Regions from separate parts of the Homo sapiens genome. Here region 2 is linked to region 1. Evidence: chromatin loops called from intact Hi-C (ENCODE). Cell type or tissue: OCI-LY7. All regions are shown on one strand. Links, peaks and the distances in the headings refer to the core of each region. The heading gives the core; the rest is flanking DNA. Region 1 overlaps ERBIN (erbb2 interacting protein). Region 2 overlaps ERBIN (erbb2 interacting protein).

What was found. Hi-C counts contacts between places; a loop is a spot of excess contacts. Peaks named below come from ENCODE experiments on the same cell type or tissue, not always from the same donor. Only the 100,000 strongest peaks of a DNase experiment are listed, where the experiment ranks them.
Region 2: it touches region 1 in a loop (4-fold over the local background); 6 of 110 quality-filtered maps call a loop at or near these places.

The regions. Positions count from the first base shown.
Region 1 is chr5:65,993,777-66,003,733 of GRCh38, forward strand. ERBIN (erbb2 interacting protein) reads left to right here. Exons shown (of 26, transcript NM_001253697.2): 4 at 971-1,088. Among named protein-coding and RNA genes, the nearest start is that of ERBIN, 72 kb to the left of the region's middle. In OCI-LY7, for the core only: no CTCF peak of the experiment used is centred there; no DNase peak of the experiment used is centred there.
Region 2 is chr5:65,934,250-65,944,206 of GRCh38, forward strand. All of the region lies in intron 1 of ERBIN (erbb2 interacting protein), which reads left to right. Among named protein-coding and RNA genes, the nearest start is that of ERBIN, 13 kb to the left of the region's middle. In OCI-LY7, for the core only: CTCF peaks have their summits at 1,215 and 1,434; a DNase peak (open chromatin) is centred at 4,252; H3K4me3 peaks cover 3,519 bases; H3K27ac peaks cover 3,827 bases.

The DNA of each region.
Region 1 (9,957 bases), core at 1,413-9,412:
TTAGAATTTTCAAATAAGGAATAATTTGTTAGTGTAAGTGTGTCCCATAAAACTGTGGGATATACTTGTACTAAAAAATTATTTGTTGTTTGTCTGAAATTCAAATTTAATGGACATCTTATACCTACTCCTGCAACCTTAATTATAAAAAATAGAAAATAGAGTGTGTTGTATATAGCCATTGTTTTATGAAAATATTTTAGATTTGTGTGTATATACATACTGGATGACAGTATGCAACAGGCTTTTTTCTGGTGGTCAGTAAGAACATTTTGAAAGCCACTGCTATCCTAGGGGTCATCTTACAGAGAAATCTTTATATGGCTATGGATAAAAGTTAAAGGTTGTTGGTCTCATGTTTATGAACTAGAAACCTAGGTTGTGGTTGGATAATTTACTGTTCTTCCTTATATGTTGTTCTTCAGCAGGCAATTTATCTTCCTTAGCTAGTTCTAGAGAATATAGAGGACCAAAATTTGTCTCCTTCTCTAATCACCACCAGTAGAGTCTTGGTTTAGGGGTTTTGGTGAAAAGAGAAAGTCTTGCTACAACAGTGCGAATAACTGAATCATTTATGTCTTATCACACCTAACACTTTTACATTTTTAGAAGAATACTCTTCTTAAATAGGGCTTTCATTTTGGAATAAGGTTGCTTGAAAGACAAGCTCCAGAGTTTATCACATTTAGTAGCCACTTATTTTTTTTACTAACTCAACAGAGGATATAGCCATATACTTATTCTCACTAAGTGCATTTTACTTAAGGTAGAAGTATGAAGATATAAATTAATCTGAATGGTTCAGTTGTATTCATATCCATAATAGCATAACCAGAACAATGAGGCATCTTTCCTGGTATTAGTGTAGGTTATAACTCATTCAGTTTTAATATGGCTGATAATAAAAGTTAGTTCATGAAATATTTAAAGATGTATATAATTGACATTCTTTCCTCCCTTTTTTCAATAGCAACTTTTTAACTGTCAGTCTTTACACAAACTGAGTTTGCCAGACAATGATTTAACAACGTTACCAGCATCCATTGCAAACCTTATTAATCTCAGGGAACTGGATGTCAGCAAGAATGGTAAGGCTTTTTTTGCCCATAATTTTTTGTACTTGGGAACATGTTTCATTACTAAGATTTCTATTGAGTTTTCAAAAATAAAAATATAAAAATAAGTTAAATCTAATGTATTAATATGAACTTCATCTAAGAATGTTTTATGTAAAGATAGTTGCCCGACTTTACAAGTTTTGCCACCTGTTTTGTATCAAATACAGTAAAATTAAATGTTATAGCCTTGGCTTAGAATTTGTTTAATATGTGTATGTAAAATCTGTGATAGCTTAAAGCACATGGAGAATAAATGTAAGGGATTTTTTTGTTGTTGTTTTTACATTTTTAATTGCGGTCATCATGTTGCAGGATAGATCTCTTGTGCTTATTTCTCCTGTCAAACTGAAATCTTATACCCTTTGAACAACATATTCCAATCCTCCATCCCTGCTTCCCCATCCCCAGCCCCTGGTAACCACCATGCTACTCTGCCTCTGCCTCAGCAAGATTCCATATGTAAGTGAGCTTATGTGGTATTTTTTTTTTTTTTTTCTGTTCCTGGCTTGTTTTACTTAACATAATATCCTCCAGGTTTATCCATGTTATTGCAAATTAACAGGGTTTTCTTCTTTTTAAAGGCTGAATAGTATTCCATTGTGTATATCATATTTTCTTCATTCATTCATCCGTTGATGGACACTTAGGTTGGTTCCTTATCTTGGCTATTGTGAATAGTGCTGTAATGAACATGGGAGTGTAAATATTTCTTCAGCATACTGATTTCATTCACTTTGATACATATCCAGTAGTGGGATTGCTGGATCTTGTGGTAGTTCTGATTTTTTGAGGACTCTCCATACTGTTTTCCATAGCAGCTATACTAATTTACATCCCCACCAACAGTGTGCAAGCATTCCCTTTTCTCGACACCCTCATCAGCACTTATCTTTAGTCTTTTTACTCATTCTAGCAGGTGTGAGGTTGTATCTCACTGTAGATTTAATTTGCATTTCTCTGGTGATTAATGATGTTGAACATTTTTCATATACCTGTTGGTGATTTGTGTGTGTTTTGTTGAGAACTATCTATTCAGGTCATTTGCTGATTTTTATGTCAGATTACTTGTTTTCTTGTTATTGAGGTTTTTTAGTTTCTTACATATTTTGAATGCTAACCCCTTCTCAGATGTATAGCTTGCAAACATTTTCTCCCACTCCATAATCTGTTTCTTCACTCTGTTGTTTCTTTGGCTGTACAGCTGCTGTTTTGTGTGGTGTGATCCCGTTTGTCTGTTTTTGCTTTTTTTGCCTGTGCTTTTGGGGTCATATTAAGAAAAATCATTGTTATAGCCATTGCCAGGCTCCAGAATGTCATGGAGCTTTTCTCCTATTTTTTTTTTCCTAGTAGTTTTTTTTTTTTTTTTTTTTTAACAGTTTTGGGTGTTATAGTTAAGTCTTTAATCCATTTTGAGTTGATTTTTTAAATGGTGTAAGATAAGGGTTTAATTTCATTCTTCTGCATGTGGATGTCCAGTTGTCCCAACACCATTTATTGAAGAGACTGTCCTTTACCCATTGTGTGTTCTTGGCACCTTTGTCAAAAAATAATTGACAAAATACGTGGATTTATTTTTGGGCTGTCTATTCTGTTCCATTGGTCTGTCTGTATTCATGTCATTACCATGCTGCTTTGATTACGATTGCTTTGTAGCATATTGTGAAGTCGGGTGTGATGCCTGCCGTTTAGTTCTTTTTGTTCACCGTTGCTTTGGGTATTCAGTCTTTTGTGGCTCCATATGAATCATAGGATTTTTCTTTTTCTATGAAAAATGTCACTGGAATTTTGGTAGGGATTGGGTTGAATCTGTAGACCACTTTGGGTAGTATGGACGTTTTAACAATATTGATTTTGAAGTCCGTGAACACAGGATTTCTTTCCATTTATTGTGCTGCTTCAATTTTTTTCATCAAATGTTCTATAGTTTTCAGTGTATATGTCTTTTACCTCTTTAGTTAAATTTATTTCTAAGTATTTTATTTTTTTGGTAGCTATTATAAATGGGATTGTTTTCTTAATAACCTTTTCATATAGTTTGTTGTTAATATGTAAAAATGCTACTGATTTTTGTATGTTGATTTTTGTATCCTGCAATTTTACTGAATTTATTCTAACAGTATTTTGGTTGGAGTCTTTAGGGTTTTCTATATATAAGGTTATGTTGTCTGCAAATAGGGACACTTCAATTTCTCCTATTCTAATTTGGAATCCTTTTATTTCTTTCTCTGGGTAGGACTTAAGTACAACGTTGAAAAGAAGTGGCAGGAATAGGCATCCTTGCCTTATCCCAGATCTTAAAGGAAAAGCTTTCAACTTTTCATTGTTAAGTATGATGTGAGCTGTGGGTTTGTCACATATGGCCTTTATTGTGTTGAGGTGCTTTCCGTCTATACCTGATGTGTTGAGAGTTTATTATGAAAGGACGTTGAATTTTGTCAAATGCTTTTTCTGCATCCATTGAGAGATTTTTTTCCTTTGTTTTGTTGATGTGATATATCACTTTTATATATATGTTGAAATTATTAAGGCCAGGTAGTCTTGTTTAGTATGTTTAGTTTGATATTCATTAAGTATGGAAGATACGTTCTAAAATGTTAAGTCCTTACCTCAGAAGGAGAGAGAAATCAGCCCTTGAAATTTTTAGAATGAGTGTGTATTTCTTTTATAATTACAAAAAAGAAAGAATCACATGAGGATAAATTTTAAATGGTCTGACCAAATATAGGACTTTCACTAAACGCTAAATACTGTCATGTAATACTTCTTAATAAGAATTGGGGAAAAAACTTTATAAACAAGTCCCACCAAGTTAGTGCAGCAGTGCCAGCAAATATGTAGTAATCATATTCCACAGCTCTTAGCTTCAAAGTCATTCTTTGTCCTAATGATATGAGTATCCAGAAGTAATCCTTCTCCTATCAGTTTTCCTAAATTTTAGGACTTACTATGAAGCATTTTAGGGCTTATTAGAATTCATCCTGTTTTCACAATTAACAGTTAACTTTGGAAAGCTAATTAACCAGGTGTCTGTCTACACACACACACACACACACAAAGTTATGTTGGCTCACGCCTGTAATCTCAGCACTTTGGGACGCTGAGGTGGGTAGATCACTTGAGGTCAGGAGTTCAAGACCAGCCTGGCCAACGTGGTGAACCCTGTCTGTACTAAAAATACAAAAATTAGCCAGGCGTGGTGGCACGTGCCTGTAGTCCCAGCTAGTCAGGAGGCTGAGGCATGAGAATCACTTGAACCCCAGGAGATGGAGGTTACAGTGAGCCAAGATAGCACCACTGTACTCTAGCTTGGGCGACACAGCAAGACTCTCAAAAAAAAATATATATATATAGATATATATATATATTTATATATCTCCACTTATTAAATTCTGTTTATTTTAGTTGCAGGTCATTGAAATGTATGTTTTATAGGATTATGATCAAATCAGGACTTCTGTTTTAAGGATTTATTATTTGCTTATGTTCATCCTAGGTTAAGGTGAAGGTTTTAGTGGTTAGTGCCGTACTGACGTTCAGTTCACAATAACTAATAAATTTTAGCTTTAAAGATAGTACTGTATTTTATTTTACCTTTTGTTATTGAGCTGTTTAACTTTAGAGCTATTTATATTTTGAATAAATTTATTATTTAATTTTTATTTAGATTGGATTCATGCATAGTGATGTCCTGCTTTTTATCTAGCTATCTTAAAAATTTTTGGCCAGGCCCAGTGGCTCACACCTGTAATCCCAGCACTTTGGGAGGTCGAGGTGGAAGGATCCCTTGAGCTCAGGAGTTTGAGATCAGCCTGGGCGACATAGCAAAACCTTGTTTCTACAAAAAATCATAAACTTAGCTGCACATGGTGGCATGTGCCTGTGGTTCCGACTACTTCAGGCTGTTGTGGGAGGATTGCTTGAGCCTGGGAAGTCAAGGCTGCGGTAAGCCGTGATCATGCCATGGCACTCCAGCCTGGAAAATAGAGCAAGACCCTGTCTCAAAAAAAAAAAAAAAAAAAAAAAAATTATGCCCAAATAAGAAACATGTGTAAAAGGTAAAAGAACACACATGGCTCCACCAGTTGTTAGCATTTTGTTACATTTGTCTTACTTTTCTTTTTCATGTATGTGAATTTAAATATGTTCAGGAAAAAGATATATGCATATCATTGCTTATATAAAATGTCTTTTTGGCTGTGCGTGGTGGCTCACCCCTGTAATCCCAGCATTGTGGGAGGCCAAGGTGAGCAGATTACCTGAGGTCAGGAGTTTGTGACCAGCCTGGCGAATGTGGACCCCGTCTCTACTAAAAATGCAAAAAATAAGCCAGGCTTGGTGGTGGACGCCTATAATCCCAGCTACTCGGGAGTCTGAGGCAGGAGAATTGCTTGAGCTCGGGAGGCAGAGGTGGCAGTGAGCCGAGATTGTGCCATTGCACTCCAGCGACAAGAATGAGACTCCATCTCAAATGAATAAATAAATAAAAACAAAAGTCTTTTTGCTAAGCTTATTTAAATTTAAGTTGGAGGCATCATGTCTTCACTCCTAAATGTTTAAATATGCATCCCCTAAGAACAGGGGAATCGGAATAACCACAACATCATTATCACTCTTGAGAAATTTAACATCACAATTCCCCTGTTGCCTAATAATGCTCTTTTAAACTCTTTAGGCCCCTTCTGCATATCCCTCCTTACAAGTTAAAGATCATGTACAGCATTTAGTTGTTGTGTCTCTGGTCCTTTTAAATCAGGAACAGTTTGCTCATGATTTTCATGACAATTTCCATTTTTGAAGTGTTTAGATCAGTTGGCTTTTGATTTGTGTGACTATTCCTCTCATTATTTTATTCAGGCTAAATGTCTGCCGTTTCAGACTTTTCCTTGAGGGCAGTGTGAAATTTGTGTTTCCATCCCTAGTACTTAGTATTAGTGCTTGGTGGTGCCTGATACATTCCAAAGTAAATGAATTTGATTACCATCAGATCTCTATGGATGTTGACACATAATCCAGAGTATTATAGAATTCTAGAATTATTGTCACTTTAGTTGTCATCATATCTACCTTTTCATCCTAAAGGAGTATCTCTACATATGTTGACAGATAAATTAATCCAGAGTATTATAGAATTCTAGAATTATTGTCACTTTAGAAGTCATCACATCTACCTTTTCATCCTAAAGGAGTATCTTTCTGATCTTTTTAAATGGGAGTTGTTAAGGTATAAGGAAAGGGACTCAAGATAATTTGGGTATTGATTAAAAATCGTATACATCTGAAATTGTATGTATTGGGTAAACTTTGCTATCAGTCTTTATGGTATAGAAGTATTGCTTGGCTCAGTAATGAAAATAACTTGCATATATGCTTCATGAAAATGGATTAACCTCATGTTTATTACTCTAAAATGAGAATGGTGGAATTATGGCTATGTTCTAACCCTACAGCATCATTAAATTAATATCCTAGGCTTTTGTATAACTATTTAAAGAATTACATGTTGTAGAGTTAGGCAACCTATTAGACTGCAGAGTAGCTCTTTTACCTTTCTAGTTTAGCATTTTGTTGTTGCTTCTACTATATTGAAAACTTTTAAACAATTATTTCAACCTGTGAATGTTTTTGAGGCGTTGGAGATAATCTTTATGTGATCAAAAGATTTAGGAAAAGTACTTAACTGTTCTTCCTCAAGGAGGAATGACGTTACTTATTGCTGCCAATAAGTCTTAGTTTATTTGACTAAAAATTAAATTGGTCTGTTCTTGTTATATGATTCCTCACATAGAAGGGACCACATCTATTCTTTAACTTGCAGAATTGGTTTTTTTGCATTTTACTTGTTACTTGTATTTTCTCTCCTTTTAGTCTTGAATTGATGTCTAAGTGAAACTTCACTTCATTGTTCATAACAAGGCTAGCTGAAAGGAGACAAGAGACTATGATAGTGTCAGAAGTTACCTTGCCAAGTAAAAATTCTAGTTATTTTAATTCCTCATCTTATATTCTTCATAAGTGGTGTATTTAACCCATTTTACCTTAAGAGAGCTGAGATAATTTTAATCAACCTGTAGTATTCAACCCTAATATGTATGTTTGTATAGGTCTATTGTGTTGAAAAAAAATTAATAAAGCACACATATTAGGTTGCATATTAGGTCGATGTGGCTGGATGTTAGAAATTTGAATTTTGTTGCATTTTTGATTTGATAATAGACTGCTTAAAAGAAAGGTTAGTACATTTAAGCAAATGTAATATTTTGAAATTATTAAAATGTAATTTCATGAAATTATTAAAATTTAATAATATAAGCTATTACTGTTTCGCTTATATTTAAGCTCTAGTGTTTTCTCCTTTTAGGTTTTTATATCATTTCAGTCTAATATTTAAGTTTATCATAATATGCTAGGTACAGTTTTCAGATTCATTAGCTGTTGTGCACTGTTTGGAAGGAGGCAGGAAATTTGTGGCATACTTTGTTATTCATCATATCATCAAGCTGTATTTCTTTAAAAGCACTTGCTTTTAGGATTTTGGCTTTTAGGCTGTGATAGTTTCTGATTTTTTATGTAGTTCTTATCAGTGTTTTTCATTTGGTAAGTTAGCATGGTTTAGGAATAAAAAGAAATGGCCTCTATTCTTTGCTTCTCTGTTTATTGGTCTGGTTATTAAACTGGGGACTTAATCTAAATTTGTTAGTTCATCTGTAAGATTGTTAAACACATGAAATGGATCAGTCTAGGAAGTATATAATTCTAAGGGATTTAATATTTGTATTTATCAAGAAATTCAGTTTTTTCTTTTACAGTCTATGATAAAACTGGAATGTTAATTTGTTCTGGGTCTTAATTTGCTCTTCTCTTTCTTTTCTCGAGTTTTGGTTTACTGTATGTATGCTTTTTATTTTATTTTATTTTATTTTACTTTAAGTTCTGGGATACATGTGCTGAACGTGCAGGTTTATTACATAGGTATACACGTGCCATGGTGGTTTGCTGCACCTATCAACCCGTCATCTAGGTTTTAAGCTTCACATGCATTAGGTGTTTGTCCTAATGCTATCCCTCCACTTTCCCCTCACTCCCCATCAGGCCCCAGTGTGTGATGTTCCCCTCCCTGCGTCCATGTATTCTGATTGTTCAACTCCCACTTATGAGCAAGAACATGCGGCGTTTGATTTTCTGTTCCTGTGTTAGTTTGCTGAGGATGATGGTTTCCAGCTTTATCCATGTCCCGGTAAAGGACATGAACCCATTCTTTTTTATGGCTGCATAATATTCCATGGTGTATTATGTGCCACATTTTCTTTATCCAATCTGTCATTGATGGGCATTTGAGTTGGTTCTAAGTTTTTGCTATTATAAATAGTGCTGCAATAAACATAATGTGTGCATGTACACTTTTTAAAGTTATAAAAAGTTCTCTAAGCTGCTATCCCAAGCCATTGCAAATAGCAACCAGTATTAGAGAAATGATCTGCTGTTGCAATCAAATGGCTTTTCTTGTAGGGAAGACTGAGAAGATGTGATTAAAACATTCTGTCAAAGTGGTTGATGGGGAAAGCTGGTGGGGAGGGGAGATAAAAGAAAAACCGTGTAGCTATTAATTCTCTTATATGAACATAATGAATAAAATGCCAGGGATTACAAGGCAGAGAAACCAGAAAGAGTAGCTCAGATCCTTCTGTCTAATATGGCAATACTAGCGAGGTTAACCAAGGTATTTCTTTTTAGTTGAGTCAAAAAGCCCAGGAAGAGTGAATTGAAAGTTTGTGGTCAAAGCAGAAAGCAGTTCTTTTAACTTGAGAAAATCTGATGACTGGGGACAAACTAGTGGAAAAGCCTTTTCACATTAAACTAAAAGAAGTTAAATTGATTAAGAGGATATTACAGATTGATGGGGAAGTTATGGTATGTTGCTCTTGTGTTTTAAATTTCTAAAATTGCCATTTTGCTTTGTAGTTGACGTTTTGAGCCCAGCTGTTTTAATAAATCACTTTATTTAAGATAATGAAAGAAGGAAAACCATGTTTTACACTGTCCATGTTTAGACTGGTGATTTCTGGCCACTGCCAAGTGTTTTGATAAATGTAGACTGTTAACTGGAGTGTGCACTCATTTGTGCCCTACCATAGCGTAGGCATTATTATTTGTTGTGTTATATCTGGTCCAAATCATACATGTGTTATCCTCTGGAAGCTATCATCATTTGAGTTTGCAATTTCCGGTTAGTTTTGACCAGAACTCGAATGTTTTATTCTGTAGTATGGTAATCATTGCCTTTGGAGTGCAGGAACAGTAAGGGACTCCTGTTGACTTAAATTCAACAACTGGGACAGTGGGATGTTGACACCTGCCTGGCAGAGACCACCAGGGACTCACCTGCAGTTAAACAGTTTGTGTTTATTACTTCATGGTGAGCAAAAACTCATATTATTGGGATTCATGAGGGTCGCAGAAGGTGTAAAAAAAAAATACAGGATTTGGGCTTTTGCTTGGTGATTGGGAAGGTTTCAGAAAATAACGGTTTGCCGTGGATGGGATGCTGTCAAGAAGTGGGGTAATTCTATGATTGGGTATCTTAATGTTATCTATAGAGAAGTTGATTAGAGTAGAACTAAAGCTGTAATCAGTAAACAATACATCAGTCACTTATTATCTGGGAAAAGGTGCTGTTTGGTATTTTTTGGCTTGGACAATATCATGTTTTGTCTTTTTTCAGACATGATTATAAATGTGTTTTTGTCTTGATATATCATGGTTACAGAATGGATTGGTGTGATATTGATGTTCTGTGAAATAGTTTTGTTCAGCAGGAGAACACTGAGGCCTCCATCTGAAT
Region 2 (9,957 bases), core at 594-8,593, 60 kb before region 1:
CATATAATGACATCATTACCATCAAAATCAGAAAGTAAACATGAATATATTACTAACATCTGAACCTCAATTATCCCAATAATGTGTTTTACAGCAAACTATTCCAGTTTGGAATCATGTGTTACATTTTGTTGTCATCTCTTTATTCTCCTTCAATCTGGAATAATTTCTTTCTCTTTTTTTTCAAGGCCTTGACACTTTTGAAGATCTGAAGATGACAGGCCTAGTTATTCTGTAGAATACCCCTCAATTTTCATTTGTGTGATATTTTTCATGATTAGATCTTTGATTAGATTTTTATGATTAGATCTTTGGCAGGGTTATTGTAAAAGTGATGCTGCATTCTTCTTATTACGTCTTATCAGGTGGCAGGCAATTTCAGTGTGTCCTATTATGGTATTCACTTTATGTGATTAAAGTTGTGGCTGCCAGACTTGCCCTTTTTAAGGTATTCATTCCCTGTTTGTAATTAACTAATATTTTGCGGTAGGTGCTTTGAAACTATGTAAATATTTTGTTTTGTTTGTCATATTTTAAATTCACTTATTTACATGTACCTAGGTTTATCTTCGCAAGGACATAATGCATTACTATTTATTTTGGTGCTCAAATTGTTCTTGATTGGCCAGTGAGAACCCCCTGGCTTATTTTCTTTTTTGTTTTTGATACCTCTTCCTTTTTTGAGTACTCCTTGTTTTTTAGCACAATTAGATGTTCTAACATATCTTCTACTTTTCCTGGTTGTTTTTAGTGGAAAATGATACTTAGAAGCCAAGATCTGGGGCTTGTGTACATTGTTGTTTTTAGGGTATTGTTACTCTCAGGCCCTCTTCATATACAAAGCTAGGAAATATTTTTATGTACTTACACATATTTACATCTATTTTTATTTATATATCTATAAATATATACAATGGTCCCTGATTTATACTTCTTTGACTTTACCAGGGGTTTTATTGGGGTACTAAGTGCATTTTCAACCTGTGATATTTTTGGCTTAAATGATGGGTTTATCCAGATGTAAACCCATTGTAAATCGAGGAGCATCTGCATATTTCTATAATGCAATTCTAATCCAGCACCACCAGGTTCACTCTAAGTTGTTTTTTTTCCCCTTTCCATACTTGTAACTTATCTCTAACAGTGAGAAATAGTTTTGTTTCCATATGTTATGTGTGTGAGGAAGTTAAGGTAAACATTTGTTCAAACATTTTTGAGCCAGAAGTGTCTGCAGTCCAATTAATTTCTGAAGTATTTCTAAAGAGATAAAATTCCAAACTGTAAAAAGGCAAGTTTTAATTCCGTGATAAAGTACATTTATGTGAAATATTTCATTCCTTAGTAATTCTTGAGGCGACTGTGAAAGGAGGATGGAAGAAATCCAGTACTTTTACTCTTTACATTGGACAAGTTATTTGTGGAGATAATTGCTCAATTTCAGTATGAGTGCAGTGATTTTGATGCAGTTGTGTTTTTCTTTTTTATTCTTTTTTGGAGAAGGGTCTCGCTCTGTCGCCCAGGCTGTAGTGCAGTGGCATGATCACTGCTCACTGCAGCTTTGAACTCATGGCCTCAATCAATCCTTTCACCTCAGCATCCTGAGTAGCTGAGACTACAGGCATATGCCACCACGCCCAGCTAATTTTTCTATTTTTTATAGAGGTAGAGGTCTTACTATGTTGCCAGGATTGGTCTCCAGCTCCTGGGCTTGAGTGATCCTTCCACCTCGAACCTCCCAAAGTACTGGGATTACAGGTGTGAGCCACTGCACCCAGCTGTGGTTTTCATATATTCAGGTTATATTGTTTGCATGATCCTGAAGTCTTGAAGCACCTAATAATGGTGTTCTTGGAATTTCACACCTTAGGTCACTCTAGACTCTTTGTGGGAGCATGGAGGGAGGTCTGATGGAGGGGGGGTGGGGAGAGGAGGGTATGTTTGTAGTAGGACCAGTGCAAGAAACTAGTGATCTAAAAATGAATCTTGTTGCCAAGGTTATCACACAACCTAGAATAAGTTGGTTTGACTTTCCTCTTCCTTATAGATTTTGGAAGTGATTTAAGAGGCATATCCTTTGAGACTAGAATAAATCTCTCAGTCTTCTAGGAAAAGATAAGGATCTTGGCAGCATCAAATGGATCCTTTGGGTGCCCTATTAATCCCTGGGGACTTCAGAAGATTTAGTTTATTGTCTTGATGCTGACTGCAAAATAGCAGGGACTGTATATAGTAGATGCTTTTTGATTTGTCGTGGATACCTGGTATCAACAGAGGGTCCTGTCTGCTCTTTTAAAAGCCATTCCCAAGCCAGGGACCCTAGGAGTCATCTTTATTTTCCTGACCTTAGTAATTGAAATTTCTGTCGATTCTGTCTTACAAATGTCTACAGAGTGAGACACTTTAGGGTAGGATAGGAAGGCTGGATAAGGTGAAGGGCTTTTGATAGGCAGAGGGTAAAAACAATTACCTTAATCTGTTTTTTCCCCAATTATAAAAATAATCTTGCTGTAAAAATTCAAACATAGAAATATAGAACATAGAAGATGAAAATTCTCCACAATTCCATCTCCCAGATATACTCCGGTATGTGTAGTTAAAATTGATAGCTAGCTAGAATCAAATTCCCTCTGAAGAGTGTGTATCAATTTGTACTTCCATCAATGGTATATAAAATTACCTGTATGCATTTTTGACCAAAATGGGTATTGGTTGTCTTATAATACTTGTGGACATCTGAGAGAGGCAATATAGTATAGTATGTAAGAACATAAGTTTTGGAGTCAGATTGCCTGGATTTAAATCCACGACTTACTAATTATGACATTGAAAAATTAAATGTCAATTCTTTTAGGTATAGTACATATACAGTGTGCCTTTTGTGTTCTACATGGTTTTTATTGATGTGTTGCTTATCCTTATGCATTGGCTCTGGTGTTTGCCATATGGATGCTTAAATTTTAATGTAATCAAATTTGTCAGTCTCTTTATGCCTTTTGGTTTTAATGTTATTATTGGAAAGTATTTGCACCAAGATTATAAAAGTAATAACCTAGCTTTTTAAATTTTGGCTTAAGGAGTGAAAAAATAATCTAGCTTTATGCTCCCCAAATTTCTAACTAGTTGTAGTGCCGTTTGTTGAATAATCGTTTTACTTCTGAAAGTCTGCCTTTATCAATAGTAAATCCCCAAATATGTTTATACTATGTCAGGATTTTCTTTTTTTTATTTGTTGTGTTTTTTATGATACTATGCTATTTTGACCTCTCTCCCCTTCATTGTATATTTAATATCTGGAAGTGTTGCTTTGTTACTCTGCTTTTAAATGAATTTTCCAGGTGGACATGAATCATTTTTATCAGCTTCTAAAAATAATTCTTGGCCGGGTGCGGTGGCTCATGCCTGTAATCCCAGCACTTTGGGAGGCCGAGGCGGGCGGATCACGAGGTCAGGAGATCGAGACCATCCTGGCTAACACGGTGAAACCCTGTCTCTACTAAAAATACAAAAAAATTAGCGGGGTGTGGTAGCAGGCGCCTGTAGTCCCAGCTACTCGGGAGGCTGAGGCAGGAGAATGGCATGAACCCGGGAGGCGGAGCTTGTAGTGAGCCGAGATCGTGCCACTGCACCCAGCCTGGGGGACTGAGCTAGACTCCCATCTCAAAATAATAATAATAATAATTCTTGGTGGTATGTTGATTGAGAGGGTCTGCATTTGTAGATTAATTTAGAAGATCATTGATAACTTTACGATAGCATATCTCTTTCTAGGAAGATAGATTTCCCATTTATTTGATGTTTGATGCCCTTTAGTGGCATTTATGATTTTCATCTTGTCATATCTGTGTTTCTTGTTGATACGCATATTTGTTATTTTTAAGAAACCATATATTTTTGTTATATTTATTTCTAAAAACATTTTGGAGGGAGGGCAAGGGCTTCTGTTTTTATGAGGCTATTTCATCAATTGCATTATTATCTGGCTATTTAAATAAAGGAAGCAATTGAGTTTCATGTTTATTATCTACTATAGTGATGACTTTTGAAGAATTGCTTTTAGTATTTTAGTTGATATGTTTGTATTTTCTGGGTGTATAGTAATAGATTCGTGAGCAGGCATAGGTCTTTTTTTTTTTTTTTTTTGAGACAGGGTCTCGCTCTGTCACTCAGGCTGGAGTCAGTGGTGTGATCATAGCTCACTGCAGCCTTGACCTCCTGGGCTGAAGTGACAGGTGTGCACAACCCAGTTTGCATATTTATTTGTAGAGATGTGGTCCCACTCCGTTGCCCAGGCTAGGGCTGATTCTGTTTTGTTTTTTTTCTTGAGACGGAGTCTTCCTCTGTCACCCAGGCTGGATTGCAGTGGCGCAATCTGGGCTCATTGCAACCTCCACCTCCTGGGTTCAAGCGATTCTTCTGCCTCAGCCTTCCAAGTAGCTGGGACTACAGGTGCACGCCATCATGCCTGGCTAATTTTTGTATTTTTAGTAGAGACGGGGTTTCACCATATTGGCCAGGCTGATCTCGAACTCCTGACCTTATGATCTGCCTGCCTCAGCCTCCCAAAGTGCCGGGATTACAGCTGTGAGCCACCGCGCCCGGCCAGGACTGATTCTTTTAAGTAGAAATTGGTCCCTGCTACTACTCTTCTGCCCCTTGAAGGTGTCATCAGTCATATGAGAATGGCCTCTTCAACCTTGTTGTTCCTGAACTGGATTTTTATTTATCTCTAAGAAATTAATACTAATTATAAACATTTTCTTTGAACTGCTTAGTATTTAGTGTGATGTACAGTAATAGAGCTGGCCCGCTTTATCCATGGGTTACATATGTATGGATTTTGTAGTCATGAATTCAACCAATCATGAATTGAAAATAATTTGAGAAGAAAATCAATAAAAAAATACAATAGCCAGGCATGGTGGCTCACACCTGTAATCCCAGCACTTTGGGAGGCTGAGGCGGGTGGATCACGAGGCCAGGAGGTGGAGACCAGCCTGACCAGTATGGTGAAATCCCATCTCTACTAAAAATACGAAAATTAGCCGAGTGTGGTGGCGTGTGCCTGTAGTCCCAGCTACTTGGGAGGCTGAGGCAGAAGAATTGCTTGAACCCGGGGGGCAGAGGTTGCAGTGAGCCGAGGTTGCGCCACTGCATTCCAGCCTGGGCAACAGGATGAGACTCCATCTCCAAAACAAACACCAATAAAGAACAATACAGATCCAGCCCAGCATCTTCACCAAGAGAGGTGCCTCCGCTCTCCCTCTCCCTCTCCCTTTCCCTCTCCCCCCTCTCCCTCTCCCCACGGTCTCCCTCTCCCTCTCTTTCCACGGTCTCCCACTGATGCCGAGCCGAAGCTGGACTGTACTGCTGCCATCTCGGCTCACTGCAGCCTCCCTGCCTGATTCTCCTGCCTCAGCCTGCCGAGTGCCTGCGATTGCAGGCGTGCGCCACCACGCCTGACTGGTTTTCCTATTTTTTTGGTGGAGACGGGGTTTCGCTGTGTTGGCCGGGCTGGTCTCCAGCTCCGAACTGCGAGTGATCCGCCAGCCTCGGCCTCCCGAGGTGCCGGGATTGCAGACGGAGTCTGGTTCACTCAGTGCTCAATGGTGCCCAGGCTGGAGTGCAGTGGCGTGATCTCGGCTCGCTACAACCTCCACCTCCCAGCCGCCTGCCTTGGCCTCCCAAAGTGCCAAGATTGCAGCCTCTGCCCGGCCGCCACCCCGTCTGGGAAGTGAGGAGCGTCTCTGCCTGGCCGCCCATCGTCTGGGACGTGAGGAGCCCCTCTGCCTGGCTACCCAGTCTGGAAAGTGAGGAGCGTCTCTGCCCGGCCGCCATCCCATCTAGGAAGTGAGGAGCGCCTCTTCCCGGCCGCCATCCCATCTAGGAAGTGAGGAGCGTCTCTGCCCGGCCGCCCATCGTCTAAGATGTGGGGAGCGCCTCTGCCCCGCCGCCCCGTCTGGGATGTGAGGAGCGCCTCTACCCGGCCGTGACCCCGTCTGGGAGGTGAGGAGCGTCTCTGCCCAGCCGCCCCGTCTGAGAAGTGAGGAGACCCTCCGCCTGGCAACCGCCCCATATGAGAAGTGAGGAGCCCCTCCGCCCGGCAGCCACCCCGTCTGGGAAGTGAGGAGCATCTCCGCCCGGCAGCCACCTCGTCCGGGAGGGAGGTGGGGGGGTCAGCCCCCCGCCCGGCCAGCTGCCCCGTCCGGGAGGGAGGTGGGGGGGTCAGTCCCCCCCCCCCCGGCCAGCCGCCCCGTCTGGGAGGGAGGTGGGGGGGGTCAGCCCCCTGCCCGGCCAGCCGCCCCGTCCGGGAGGTGAGGGGCGCCTCTGCCCGGCCGCCCCTACTGGGAAGTGAGGAGCCCCTCTGCCCGGCCAGCCGCCCCGTCCGGGAGGGAGGTGGGGGGTCAGCCCCCCGCCCGGCCAGCCGCCCGGTCCGGGAGGGAGGTGGGGGGGTCAGCCCCCCGCCCGGCCAGCCGCCCCGTCCGGGAGGTGAGGGGCGCCTCTGCCCGGCCGCCCCTACTGGGAAGTGAGGAGCCCCTCTGCCCAGCCACCACCCCGTCTGGGAAGTGTACCCAACAGCTCATTGAGAACGGGCCATGATGACAATGGCGGTTTTGTGGAATAGAAAGGGGGGAAAGGCGGGGAAAGGATTGAGAAATTGGATGGTTGCCATGTCTGTGTAGAAAGAGGTAGACACGGGAGACTTTTCATTTTGTTCTGTACTAAGAAAAATTCTTCTGCCTTGTGATCCTGTTGATCGGTGACCCTACCCCCAACCCTGTGCTCTCTGAAACATGTGCTGTGTCCACTCAGGGTTAAATGGATTAATGGTGGTGCAAGATGTGCTTTGTTAAACAGATGCTTGAAGGCAGCATGCTCATTAAGAGTCATCACCACTCCCTAATCTCAAGTACCCAGGGACACAAACACTGTGGAAGGCCGCAGGGTCCTCTGCATATGAAAACCAGAGACCTTTGTTCACTTGTTTATCTGCTGACCCTCCCTCCACTATTGTCCTATGACCCTGCCAAATCCTCCTCTGTGAGAAACACCCAAGAATGATCAATAAAAAAAAAAAAAAAAAAAGAACAATACAAATAACAACAATATAGCAATTATTTATGTAGCATTTGCATTGTTTTAGGCATTATAAGTAATTTAGAGATGATTTAAGGTATATGGGAGAATGTGCATAGGTTATATACAAATACAACACCATTTTATATGAGGGATACTTGGAGCATCCTCAGATTTTGGCATATGTGAGGGTTCTGGAACTAATCCCCCATAGATACTGAGGGATGACTGTAATTATGTATATCATTAAATGACAGTTATTTTGAGCCTTTATTTAATTATTGTAGTAGGCTTGATGTAATTTACATGTATGATAAACATGTAAATGTGTGACAAGGAAAAGGATCTTTGTCACTACTTATACCCTAAGGTTTATTTTTGTCCCATGTGTTTCATAGACCTTAACCTTACCCTTTCTTGTAGTATTTTTTTTTTGAGACGGAGTGTCGTTTTGTCGCCCAGGCTGGAGTGCAGTGGCACGATCTCTGCTCACTGCAAGCTCCGCCTCCCAGATTCACTCCATTCTCCTGCCCCAGCCTCCTGAGTAGCTGGGACTACAGGTACCCGCCGCCACGCCTGGCTAATTTTTTGTATTTTTAGTAGAGATGGGGTTTCACCATGTTAGCCAGGATGGTCTCGATCTCCTGACCTCGTGATGCGCCCGCCTCGGCCTTCCAAAGTGCTGGGATTACAGGCGTGAGCCACTGCGTCTGGCCCTCTTTCTTGTAATATATTTAACAGATAATTTTGTGTGAATGATAGGTGTGTTCCCCAGAATACTGATGTTTTCCTCATACTCACTCACTATCACTGTAAATGACTAGTCTGGAGTACCACCTCTTTTTTCTTTTTAATTAGTACAACAGGAAGCTGTTAGACCAGTTGGAGAAGTGAAATGTGGAGGTAATTTAGCTTATTAATGACATAACTCAGATTAGAAAAAGAAATCCAAGTTTCCTGACTCTGTTGGTTTTTTTTGCTTATTATACCAGCATTTTCCTAGGTATGTTCTGAAGAATACAGTTTCTTTAGAATAATACTATTTCCCAAAGATTTTTAATAGGTGTTAGAGAAAAAAAGAGTTTTGGGCTCATCTAAGTGAGGAAATTCTGAGTTGATAGACCTGGTTTTCCATCTTCTCTTTGGCGGACGCCAGTTTGTTATAGATGATTATTTTTTTAGTTTAGAAATAACTGGATACAGCTTAATTTACAAAAAAAGTTTACATCAATATTTGAGCCAAGAAGTTTCAGAGAAAGATTTATCCTTAAAGTAGTGTGTAATTCTTCATGATCTCAAGTTTTAAAAAATAGACTTAAGGCTGGGTGCAGTGGCTCATGCCTGTAATCCCAGCACTTTGGGAGGCTGAGGCAGGCGGATCACTTGAGGTCAGGAGTTCGAGACCAGCTTGGCCAACATGGTGAAACTCTGTGTCTACTAAAAATACAAAAATTAGCCGGGTGTGGTTGCGCATGCCTGTAATTCCGCCTACTCGGGAGGCTTGAACTCAGGAGGCGGAGGCTGTGGCGAGCTGAGGTCACGCCAGTGCACTCCAGCCTGGGTGACAGAGCGAGACTCCGTCTCCAAAAAAAAAAAAAAAAATAGACTTTAAGTTTTTTGAGTAGTTTCAGGTTTACAGAAAAATTGATTAAGAAGTGTAAAAAATTCCCAAACCCTCCTTCTCCATTTCCCCTATTATTAACATCTTGCATTCATGCAGTATATTTGTTAGAATTGATAAGCCAATAGTGATACATTATTATTAGCTAAAGTCTATTGTTTATATTAGGCTTCACTCTTTGTGTTGTACATTCTGTGGGTTTTGACAAATGTATACATGTCCCTGATTGTTGCTGATAATGGCAACAATCTGTTCAGTAGTTATAGCTTATGGATGAGCGAAATGAATTACAGGAATGTTAGAAGGGATGAGAAGGAGGAATTGGGAATACTCTCTAATCAGGCACTTGCATTACCTAAGATCAGATTACTTTTTTACTGACAGCATATGTGGGAATAATGTATTACTGATGTTGAAATTACCTGTATTGAATCTTTGGAAGCAGATTTTTAAAGTTATCTCTTCTTTAAAAATGATTATCAACATTTGGTAATCCATGTTCACAATTTCTGGAAAACTGAAATTTGAATGTTGGCGTGTTTTCATTCTGAGAAATGATTTAAATGAAAGTAGAAGCTCTCCCATCATTACTTTTTTTAAGTCATTGCTCTACAGCTCTTAGTTGGCCTCTTTGTGTACATCCTGTTCATCCAAGTCCAACTCAAGTACCATTATTTCCACTGAAACTTCCACCCAATGTTTAAAATTTCCCTTCTTTGGATTTATATATTTTTCTTCTGAACTTTTTTGTTGTGATAAAATACAAATAAAATATCTTAACCATTTTTAAATGTATTCTACACTGGTATTAAGTACATTCATATTATTGTATACCCTTCACCACTGTTCATCTCCAGAACTCTTTTCATTTTGCAAAACTTTAACTCTATACCCATTAAACAATAACTCCCAAAGCCTCCTAGCCGCTGGCAGCTACCATTTAACTTTCTGTGTCTATTATTTTGACCAAGTACCTCGTGAGTCACTTAGCATATTGTCCTCAAGGTTCATCTGTGTTTCAGCATATGTCAGAATTTCCTTCCTAAGACCAAATAATACTCCATTGTATGTATATACCACATTTTGCTTATCCATTCATCTGTGGGTAGACACTGGGGTTGATGCCATATTTTAGCCATTGTGGATAATGCTGTATGAACATGGGTCGATAAATATCTCCTTGAGACCCAGCTTTCATTTCTTTTGGATATATACACCGAAGCGGAATTGCTGGCTCATATGGTAATTCTGTGTTTAGTATT